Linked DNA regions of Homo sapiens: region 2 is linked to region 1. The links are chromatin contacts, found by Hi-C or POLR2A ChIA-PET in ENCODE. All regions are on one chromosome and are shown on one strand. Each heading gives the region's core, a stretch centred on a gene start or an enhancer-like site at or near the end of the contact. The rest is flanking DNA. Distances are from core to core; before and after follow the strand shown.

Region 1 (5,607 bases), core at 1,181-3,680:
AACTTTCACAAGAGTCAGTCATTAACACCTTCCGCAAGAGGCCTTAGGCTCACCTCTCCAAGGAGACTGAAAATCAGAAGGAATACATTTCCAGTGGAATTATAAAGGTCCTAAATTATTACCTGGGTAAGTGGGATTGTCCACCCCTTCCAATTTTCCTGTTTCTTTTTCTCCTTTTCTTTTTCCTCTCTTTCTTTTCAATTTTGCTGCATGTGGGGCTCCTTTCATGCTTCTGCATTATATCAGGTATATACCCATCAAAATGCCCTTGAATGGACCGTAGTAAGAATAGGAGTAACATCTCTCCTCTCAGATGACATCAGGTATGACCTCTGTTATCCTCTATGATTGTTGCTCTCATGAGCATTCCTACCCTTGATCTGGACTTTGCATCTTTTCGGGTGATGTTCATGTAGTATTTGGTTTATATTATCTTCTCCTGAGAATAGAAGCGTGTAATGGCCATGTATTGGGGGAAGTTTGGGCGTTTGGCATGTTGGCGGCACAGCCCTGTTAAGCACTTCTTTTGTTCTCAGTTCCACCCAGGTCTGGAGGTAGAATAGCTGGCTGATTGCTCACAGCACCTTGGTATAAGAGCAGGGGAAACCCACAGCTGCTGAAGGTTGAAGCTCTTTGTGGCTTAAGCTGGGCTGGGTTGAGTTCAATGCTCCATTTAGGGATTGAAAGACATGTCTTCCAAACTTCTGAATTGTATTCCAGAGAGCCCCAACATAGGAAAGTGGGACAACTCTGAGTGAGAAAAACTGGGAACAAACCCAATAGCTTTTCTCTCCCTGCAGACCTCATGGGTTTCATTATTAGCTATGAGTGTTTTGGGTGTCAGGACTGAAAGTTCATTGTATATGCTGCCTCTTGAAGTAAACTGTCAGTAGTAGACCAAGAAGTTATTGAAGGGCTCTAGATTATTTTTAGGTGAATACAAACAAACTTGAGCTATCATTTAAAAAAAAAACTTCGGGAGGATTAAATTAGAAAAACAAACAAACAAATAAGCAAGCAAACAAGAAACAACAGCAGCAAAAACAAACCCTACACAAAGATAATTAAAAAAGAAACAAAATTAACACCCCTGAATGGTATTTGAGTAATGGTGAAAGACAGAATCAACACATTACCTTGTCCTTAAAATTCACTGAAATAGCAGAGAATGATAAATAATACACATGCAATGAGGAAAACAAAAATCTCTTGCATTTCCATGCTCTCCAGAGCTTAGCTGAAATAAGTCCCCGTTCCTGTTTGAGTTTGGCCTTGTAGGGCTTTGAAATCAGAAAACAATCCCTGCACACAGAATTGGATGCTCACTAGCTAGCATTTAAAAATAGGAAATGAAAATGAGTGACAAAATAGAATACTGGAGAAGAGAGGAAATAAACCACTTTCCCATCCTACTACTCTTTCATGATCTATTCTGTCCCACAGGCATAGTGGAAATTGCTTTGCTTGTGCTGGCAATGGGGTTTCACCATAAGTTATTAAAAAGTCAAATCAAGGTTTTTTAGATCCTTGTAATTACAAAGCTAAAAAGCAATTGGAAACATATATTCAGTACCTTCAGAGCATTTGCTGTGACTTCCCAGTGACATATAGTCAGGGGCATGCTATTGGGTGAGGATTTTTCTCTTCAATTCCTTCAGCCTTTTCTGAAAGAAAACAGAATTCTCGCACCATCTTTCAATTAAATGAATTCAGTTAATTAGCTTCACAAACAGAGCACATTTCCTATTCAGCAGAGGATTCATTAAGATTGTCTTTTTGTAGCCAGCTCTGGCCCTCACCTTACTGGCTAGATGGGCTAGGTATCACACATTAGGGTCTGCATTTGAGTCAAAGTTTGTCCTGAGTTAAGAGTTTGGGTAGGAAGACAAGGACCGAACTTGGGGTGTGTATAAGTTGGGGAATGAAAGAGTGTGTGTCATGAAAAAGTGTGAAAGAATCAGAATGATCTCATGATTTGAAAAAAGACAATAACGCAATGGTTCATTTGTAGTCTCTCTGGGGTATGTGTTCTGAGAAATTTTTCCTGCCTCATCATATTTGCTTCACTGAGATCCAGTAACAATGATTCATGATTTTATCACAGTGGAGCTGAACAACTGGCTACAAACATACATAGAAAATAGATCATCTAACCATGCCTCGTGTGTGCCACATGCAGCTGGGGAGGCAAACCTGGGAAGAATCTCAGCACATAGTCTCCAGTTCACCTAGAAGGACTATGTTTTAGAAAAAGAATAGGAATCGAAGCCACCTCCCTGGGGTTTTTGATGCAGTTGACTGTATGGCATAACAGACTCTAGGAATGTTTGAGCCTGTCCCATCTGTTTTCTTGATAATGAGGAAACAGGCTAAGGGAGGTCAAGCACTTGTGCAAGATCACACAGTTGGCCAAGAGCAGAGCCCTCTATAATCCCTGTTGCTTGGCCATTGCACATCAGTCTCTGGATGGCCTTGAAAAAACAGCTTCTCTTCCCTGTTCTGTCTAGTGGTTTCTTGTTCTCCATTTTTGTTGAGAGGTTTTTGGGGCTAGTGGTTATGGATATGGGCTCTGGAGACAGTCAACTTGGGTTCAGATCTTGCTTCTGTCACTTAATAGCTCTATAATTCTGTACAAGTTACTTTTCTGAGCCTCAGTTTCCTCTTCCATAAAATAAATTGTTGTAAACATATAGATGGCCGTACATGTAACATGACCCAGCTCTCTTGCTCCCCTTCCCCTTTCCCCCTTACCTTTACTTTCTTTAAATAACAGGCTTCATCCACCTTTGATAAATATGGGAATTGTGATTCAAGAGGCTTATGATCCATAAGGCAGAAGATCAGGCTGATACATTACAGTCTTGAGACAGATATTTGTTGTTTTACCTACCTAGAGTTTTCCCATTCTTCTCAGAATAGAACACCCCTTCCTTTACCCACTCCAATGATGTGGTCATAGATAGAGTAACTCACTATGTTCCCAGATGGCCCTGTCCCACTGATCACAATTAATTTGTCCATTATTAGGCACCTATACCAAATTGAGCAAATAGGTTATTCGCCTAGATTTTTACTAAAGGATCTGAGGGGAAAAAAATAAAGGTTCTCATTTTTAGTGGTGAAGCTGAGGCATAGGAGACTTAGGGATACTGACACCCACCACATGGAGAAAGCCTAACCTCACTGAGAGAAAATGAAGTTATCAGAATAAGATGTGGAAATGAGCCAGAGAACATCTTGGCATTATTCAAGTTCCTATACTCAGCTCTTCATGGGGCTCAACTCCACTCCTATATTTGATATATTTAACTTTTTCACTCTTTATTTGATTAGGTGAGATACCTTGTTATCCATCCGTTCGCCGAATGCTCCTTTTACCTAAGTACTTTCAGACAAGAGATATATATTGAGGGCAAGTGTCTTAGTTTTCCAAAATCTAAGAAAATGTCACCCTTCTTGTATGGTTGCCTTGAGGAATAAATATCATATGAAAAGCCCCTGGTTCTTAGTGAGTATGCATGTTTTAACTTTACATGAGTTTAAGTGCAGGATCTGCCACTCATTAGATAACATGCATATGAGATTTCTGGTGGCTCAGTTATTGACCTTTAAGACAGTGCTGATAATAACTCCATCACAGTGTAATTATTAGCACTAGTGGAATCATGAATGACATGTGAGAGAGCATTGTATTTTAAGGAGTGCTATTCAAAGATACAGTGAACTGTGGCCTTAGTATCACTATATTAAACCTTCCACATTTCTGAGTATTGTTTGAGGAAATCTTCCTGCCACACTCTTCCTTCACACTCTTCATATGAATGGCTAGTATGTAACATAATTGACTAATCAACATGCCACCAATTTGTATTTCTTCAGTAAATCTTCAGCAGACATCTGAAGGAGCTGAAACACTAAAGCAAAATAAGATGATTTTGAAATAATCAGTTCCCAAATGTGAACACATGTGATGCATGCTTGACAAACCCTTGGAGTAATTATCAAGTCATTAGCAATGATTTTGAAAGAAGGATTTCTAAACATTCTTGGTTATACATTTCATGTCTTTGTCTTTGTTTTATTTTTGGGGGTTGGGGGCCTGAGATTTGGGAATCCACTGGGGCTGAAAACATAGGCATCTCTTTTCTGGGACAATGAGGAGAGAAGAGTAAGGCAGCCAATTGACTCAGTCTTCATAACCAGTGATTTACAAAAGAACAGACCGTCTGTCATTTTTTAAAAATGGGATTTTCTGGCAATTTATTAGAGAAAACATAAACGGTCACCCAAAGGAAATGGATAAGAGAACTATGATTTCATTCTTGTACTGTTTCCATTAGAAGTTTATGACAATGGGTAATATTTATTGAAAATCAACTATGAACAAGAAGATTTATATGTATTATAACCTTGATGGACTATTTTCCTCACTCCACACATAGACAGACTGATATTCTGAAATGCAGTGTGTCTTATTTGAGACTAGGACTGTCTGGTTCCAAACCACCACTTTACCACTATTCTGGACAAACAGGTCTGATTAAGGGACAGTTGGAAGGTGAACAGGGGTTGCAAGTTATGATAAACGATTTGCCTGAACCACACATTCCATGGCAAGCAACTTTCCCAAACCATGCCACGATACCCATTATTTCAGAGTCTTGCCAGCAGTAAGTGTGCTGTTTCTTCAGTCAGTGCATTCCTGAGCATGCAAAGGAACTTCTCTAGACATTTCCCAAATCAGAAAGTGTGGAAAAGGTCCAACTGTGTGTACACCCCTCATGGACAGATGTGTGAGGTTATAAAGGGAATTGTAGAGTTTATCTGCCAAAGAGATGCAAAAGTTGATGACATTTTTTCTAAAGTGATTTTTTTCAACTGAGATAAGATCTATTTAATCTGTAGTGGGTTGGAAAAAAACTCATCTAAGTTTCTCTCTTTTAAAATACTTTTACATAAAAATTGAACAGTTGCTATTGTAATTACTCATCATTGTTATTACCATTATTATATTATAACCACTTATTAAAAATAACATTAGGAATTTCTCATGTAAGAACCCCTTGTAAGGAAGGTTCTGAAAAACTGAATTCTCATTCATTTCCTGATTTGCAAACATGCACAGCATTTTCTACTGTAAGAACAATCCCAGCACTAAATTCTTTTTCTTAAGAGAATTCCATTCCTTCTGCCCATTTCTCTCTGACTCAATAACTTAAATTGTATTGCATTTTGCCTGAAATTCCAGGATTAGTAGTTCAAAGTAAGTGTTTTCCACTTCTGTGACCTTCCTTGAAAATGAGAATTTCTCCTACTCGAGTTCAACCTGATATGTCTATAGATGAATTTCTTCATCAACATATATTCTTTGTTCCTCTTTTTAGGTATTAGAAATCTTTGCCTTGTAGTCTTTATTATTTTATTCTTAAGTCTTGTCTTTTTCCGATTACCTCATAAGCTAATTTATAGGTGGGAAAACACTGGAGTTTTTCTTCTTTAGCCACTGAGCTATAATCTTGAACTGAAAAAAAAAAGGTAGAAAAAAAATTTTATTTTCTTGTTCTGAGGACATTCATTTATCATATATTTACCAATCACTCCTCTGGG
Region 2 (5,607 bases), core at 1,839-4,338, 45 kb before region 1:
AAAGAGGAAAGATCTGCAAACAATTCGGTATCTTCTTTTAACTTGAAACTCATTCTACCCACTGCTACAGCTAGGTACTGTGCTCTTGCTCAGATTGCTGGAGGGTTTTGTTGTGATGATCTCCTTCAATACATCAATACTATAAGTTCTATAAGAATCATCTCAGAGCTTGTTTAGAACTCATTTTTTTTCTTTTTCTGGGTTATGCAATTATAATATTCATTTACATGTGAAAGCCCTGGACCATCAATGGATTTTATCAATGTATTAAAATTGCTAACTGTGCCATGCAGATACCAGTGATGTTCCTGATGGAATTACAAGTCTAGGGCCATGGTGTTCTATTCCAAATAAATCCCATGCAAAGCATATTCTTACATTTAGACATTTCCATAATTATGCACATTTTCCTTTATTAGCAATTTCTCTGACTGTGTTTGGATGAGTGGTATGGAGTGTGTATAGGCTTGAGTGTGTACATACACAGTAAGGTGAAATGTGCCATGGTCAATAGGGGATGCTTTTTGGACTGTGGTGGATCTGCATGTGCTTAAGCTCCAGTTTGACACTCCCTATGTGATCTTGGGCAATTTACTTAATACCTCTAAGCTCTTCAGTTTTGTTATCTTTAAAATGGAGTTTGGAGAACTTACGCATAAACAGAACACTCAAAAAATTTTAGCTATGCTATGGATATTCCAAATATGATGAAGCAATATGTTAGATATTACATTAAAACATTACTATCAAATAGATTTTAGGGGTAAATTTTCAAAAATAATTGTTCAGATCTTTTGGTAATAGAGACCACAGAAAGAGCCAAAAAGCTTTTACAAATTATCCTAATGAAGGGAAAGAAGGGAAAAGGGAGGCAACTTTTGAAAAATGAAGTTATTGCTTTCTCAGTCCTTTCCAATTCAGTCACTGGGAGCTGACAATAAAAACAATATTGATTCCTCATTTTTAGTGAAACCTACCCAATAGAAATCCTTCAGGGCTTGCTATTTTTCTGAGAGAAACCCTGCCTTAGCACTATTGCCTTTTCCGGAAAGGATCTGGCAGAAAACAATATTCTGCCTGGAATTCGCAACATTTCTTCCTTTGTGAAAACAAACAAACAGTAAGTTCATTTCCTCCCAAATCTTCTCAGGATTCTTTCTCCTGGTTTACCTCCTAGAAATCAATTTCTTATGACTTTCTTCACTCACTTTCATAAAAGAGATCAGGCAGATACTCTAAAAGGTGAAAATTAAACATTTCAGGGACAATCTGATGTCATTTTGATTTTTTATGATTAAGTCTGATAGGATTTAATCGAATTCTCAATAATTATTTCTGGCAAGTGATTCTATAAGTGATTAAGTAATTCTCATTATTTTTACTTCTCTGTATTTTCTAATTTCCCTACAATAGATATTTAGTACTCATGAAAGAAAACACATAAAAGTTAAAAAGTATGGTGATCTTAAAGTTGCAGTCAAATATTTGTGGCCATTCTAATCAAATCGCCTTTATGGGGTCTGCTCTTGACTATACTACTTCATTTAATTCTTCCAATCACATCTACTCATCTTGACTGTTTTATCACTGAGGAACCAAAGCCCAGAGATTTTAATAAATGAATCGAATTATCACAGCTAGGAGAGGCAACACCATTATTGAACTGACAGCCTTATTTTTTAAAACACCCTGCAAGTAGGTAAAAAGCAGGAATGTAAACTCAGGTCTATCTGATCAAGTTTTATATTATTAATCACTGTTATTTCCTCAGATGTCTTCCTGAAGTAAAAAACTCAGAATCTGACCAATGTGATTTCTTTTTGTAGCCACGGTTCTACAGTTAAACTGAAGAAAAAAATTAGTTTTCTCTCTGTCAATTGAATGGCTAGTTGTTTTTTTGTTTTGTTTTTGTTTTTCTGACAGTCTTGCTCTATTGCCCGGGCTGGATTGCAGTGGAGTGATCTCGGCTCATTGCAACCTCTACCTTCCAGGTTCAAATGATTCTCCCGCCTCAGCCTTTCAAGTAGCTAGGACTACAGTTGTGTGCCACCATGCCCGGCTACTTTTTGTATTTTTAGTAGAGATGGGGTTTCACCATGTTGGCCAGGCTGGTCTTGAACTCCTGACCTCAAGTGATCTGCCCGCCTCGGCCTCCCAAAGTGTTGGGATTACAGGAGTGAGCCACTGCACCCAGGCTTTTTTTTTTTTTTTTTTTTTTTCCCAAAACAGATGAATTTTCTGAGAGAAGGCCCTCAGCTACATCTAGACTCTACTGAAATGGCCCATTCGGAACCCAGAACATCTATAAGAGTATCTTTGCTTGGAAACTTATAAGAAAGTTCTCAAAATACTAAAGACAAGACACTATGAGGGAAATGAAGGAAAGTTATCATACAGACAGAGGCATTAATTGAACCCCAAGATGAGGCCAGTTAATACAAAAACGAAAGAACTTAAATTCAATACACATTTTCCATTAGCACGTAACTAAAAAAAAAGACTTACAGTAACTTTTAGTATTGCCTGGTATTCTACATTTTTGTAGGCGGAACTTAAAACTCTTAATTTTCACTGAGTTACAATTTAATGACCATTAAGTACCTTCTAAGCCAGAAACATTTTGACTTCCTTTAAGTTTTAAAAACTTCTCCCCCAGACCTTTCCCTACTTTGCTTGTGTTTCCCCTCCTCAGACTTTAGTCTTGCTTTGCTTATTATTATTTTTTTAATCTTCTATTTAGTTTTTTGCAGTTCAGGGTAAGAGACAAGGTATTACTTCTCTCTTGTGGGGTTCCAGCACCAAGGCTGATCTTAATTGAATGGCTCAGAGAATGAATCTGAGGGAAGCAACTATGAACCAATCCAACTGCAAAGGAACAGATTATGAAATTAGTCATGTGCTTTTAAAGCAGTCCCATGTTTCAGTTTTGGAAAGCTGGACTTAAAAATGTAACTAAAATCAATGACTAGGAATGAATGGGGGAAGAATAATGTCTTACCTGTTCTATGTTCATCATATTAAGTTTCAAACATACCATCTCCAGCCACAATTTCAAGCAAAATTAGTTTGAGAATGAGACATTCAGGAGACAGGGGAATTGACAAAGAAGGGAGAACCAAACTCATTGGGTCAAACTATACGGAGATGGCCAGAGAGGACCTGTTGCCAATTTGATAAGTGATCTCATTCCACTCTGAAGCCCATCAGAGTTCTGAGCAGAGAGATGCTGGATCTCATTATTATTTATTCTTGACCTGCAGCCAAAAAAACCCTCTGAACTGAATATCCAGCTTTGCATCTAAGGCATTTCAGTGTCTCCAATGTGGTAAAGGAAAACACTTTTTCTTTCCTGTTGCTATGTATATTGGCAAATATCCTATCCAAAGAATTGTGCTCCAAGAACTCTGGAAACACCTGCCAGCAGAAAACTTGGGAGCTTTGTTTAAACAAGTATACCTGCCAACTTTCCAGTGCTGTTGATTTTGCAGGACTGAACAACGTGGACTATTTTAAAACTACTTATGGATAACAGGAACTGGGCCATGGAGATGAGGCACGGAATGTGCCTAGAATCATGTTTATCTTTTTATTTTTTAGTATTGTGTAGTCTGAGCCTTGTGCAAGAAAACTGCAGTGTTAATCTCCCTTCAGCACTGGGTCCACCATGTGGCTGTGAACAGGAAGAATGCTTGGGCGTGAATTCAAGGTATTTGGCAAAATAGGGTTTCCAAGAAACCCTGTGGAAATATAAAGCTCCAGGCTCTGTGACATGTACTGGCATTAACAAATGTCCCTTAGGTTCTCAAGGGCATTTAGATTCCTTTTGTAATTTCTTCATAGCATTGTAATCAATGAATCAGCTCAAACACTCTTGAGTCTTAGTGAGCAATTCCAAATCTGAGTCCTAATTGGACATGATTATAATAAACAGTTCTACTCTAATTTCCTTCCATCAAAATTAACTACTGTAGGTAATTGTCCAATAGGCAAGATGTTTTCTTGAGGTATTAAATAAAGGCATTTGGATATATAAATCTTAATGGTTGGCATAAAAGATGCCATGCTCAAGGCAATAAGGCTTAGTGGTATTTGTTTTTAACTCAACAGCTAGTATATGGTTGTTTGAAAGTAACTGAACTGAGGTCATTGGAGGAGGTGGAAGGACACCAACCTCCCATCTTACAGACCATAAGGTGGTCCCACTGAACTTCAGCTGTTTCCATGGCTGAGCAGCATGGTGATGTTTTGTGGATGGGAAAGATGCTGCTACTCCAAAGGTGTATCAATCTGAAGATGCTAGCCTACTTCATGTGGTTGGAAGGAAGGATGTTGAAAACCTCTTTATCAGCTGGGTGTGGTGGCCCATGCGTGTAATCCCAGCGCTTCGGAAGGCCCAGGCAGGTGGATCACCAGAGGTCAGGAGTTTGAGACCAGCCTGTCCAACATAGTGAAACCCTGCCTGTACTAAAAATGCAAAAAAAATTAGCCAGTTATGGTGGCACGTGACTGTAATCCCAGCTACTCAGGAGGCTGAGGCAGGAGAATCGCTTGAACCTGGGAGGCAGAGGTTGCAGTAGGCCAAGATCGCACCACTACACTCCATCCTGGGTGACAGAGTGAGACTCCGTCTCAAAAAAAGGAGAAGAAAACCTCTTTATCAATGTGTTCTTCTGGCCTGCTATGAAAGTCCTACCATTTTGAGTTTTTCCTTTGGATTAAGGCTCTGTAGGAGTCACTTTGCTTCTTAGTTCCTCAGTTGCCTCCTCCATACTGTTAGGGAATTAGTTTATGTATCATTTAGTGATCACTGCAATAACACTATGTAATAAACCACCTCTGAAACTCAGGAACTTAAAATAATAATTATTTGTCCTCATAGAGCTGTGTGTTGTTTGGGGAGGCTCAGTTTCAGGCCATGGTGGCTGGGGTGGCTTTGTTTTACATTGAGGGTCCACTGGTCAATTTTGGACAACCTGCCATTGGCTAAGGCAAGTCACATGACCAATCCCTAAGCCAAGGAGTGTGGAAATATGCCTCATTCATGAGTATTTAGTACCAAGCAGTGTGAAAATATACTTCATTTATGAAGTTACTATGGCAAGGGTGTGATATAGGGAGGAGTAAAAAATTGGGGTCACTAAATCAACCTAACACAGACTAGTTAAGTGGATTCTAAATATTGGGGTCCTTGTAGCTATAACAGAGATTTCTCAAATACACTATGTTACAGAATCCTAAAATTTTAAAAATGTAAAGACAGAACCATTTTGCAGGTCCACTAGGGAACTCCTAAAGCATTGTAAGTATCATGTGGGAAGCCTGTAAAAATCTGGGTCTTCTGTAGCAGAACTGAGACGGATGGTCTAGGAAACACCATTTTAAATAACATTTCAAGTTATTCTGATGAGAGCTTGGTGGAGCTTGAATTCTCCAGGATCCTAGGATTCTAAGCTGCACCTCTATTTTGACAGCACATGTGGTTATCAAGTACCAGCACCGTTTTACTGAGTCAGGTTACATATGCTAGCTGAAATAAATTACTCTTCCTATGCCAGTTGACACATTTTGGCAGGGACCTCTTATCCACAAGCCAATACAAATAAAGTG

What was found. A loop is a pair of places that touch in the nucleus more often than their neighbours do. ChIA-PET counts read pairs that join two places held with the same protein, here RNA polymerase II (POLR2A). Pooled maps may share reads with other maps.
Region 2: a loop to region 1 is called in a map of gastrocnemius medialis, with 4 times the contacts of the local background. The contact joins the promoter of LINC01985 here to the enhancer-like site in region 1. A Hi-C loop is called at or near these places in 6 of 168 maps with a recorded cell type or tissue (CD8-positive, alpha-beta T cell, GM12878, OCI-LY7 and 3 more), 17 of 37 single-sample maps with no recorded cell type and 14 of 50 pooled maps. POLR2A ChIA-PET finds 5 or more read pairs at or near these places in 5 of 52 experiments (A549, CD4-positive, alpha-beta T cell, GM12878 and 2 more).

Annotation. Positions count from the first base shown.
Region 1 is chr3:30,470,339-30,475,945 of GRCh38, reverse strand. No RefSeq gene overlaps it. Among named protein-coding and RNA genes, the nearest start is that of LINC01985, 46 kb to the left of the region's middle. Within about 2 kb of position 2,430, at least 6 of the 41 ENCODE cell types and tissues checked have a DNase peak (open chromatin) inside an H3K27ac peak, as active enhancers do.
Region 2 is chr3:30,516,349-30,521,955 of GRCh38, reverse strand. It overlaps LINC01985 (long intergenic non-protein coding RNA 1985), which reads right to left and starts at 3,088. Exons shown (of 3, transcript NR_147054.1): 1 at 2,999-3,088.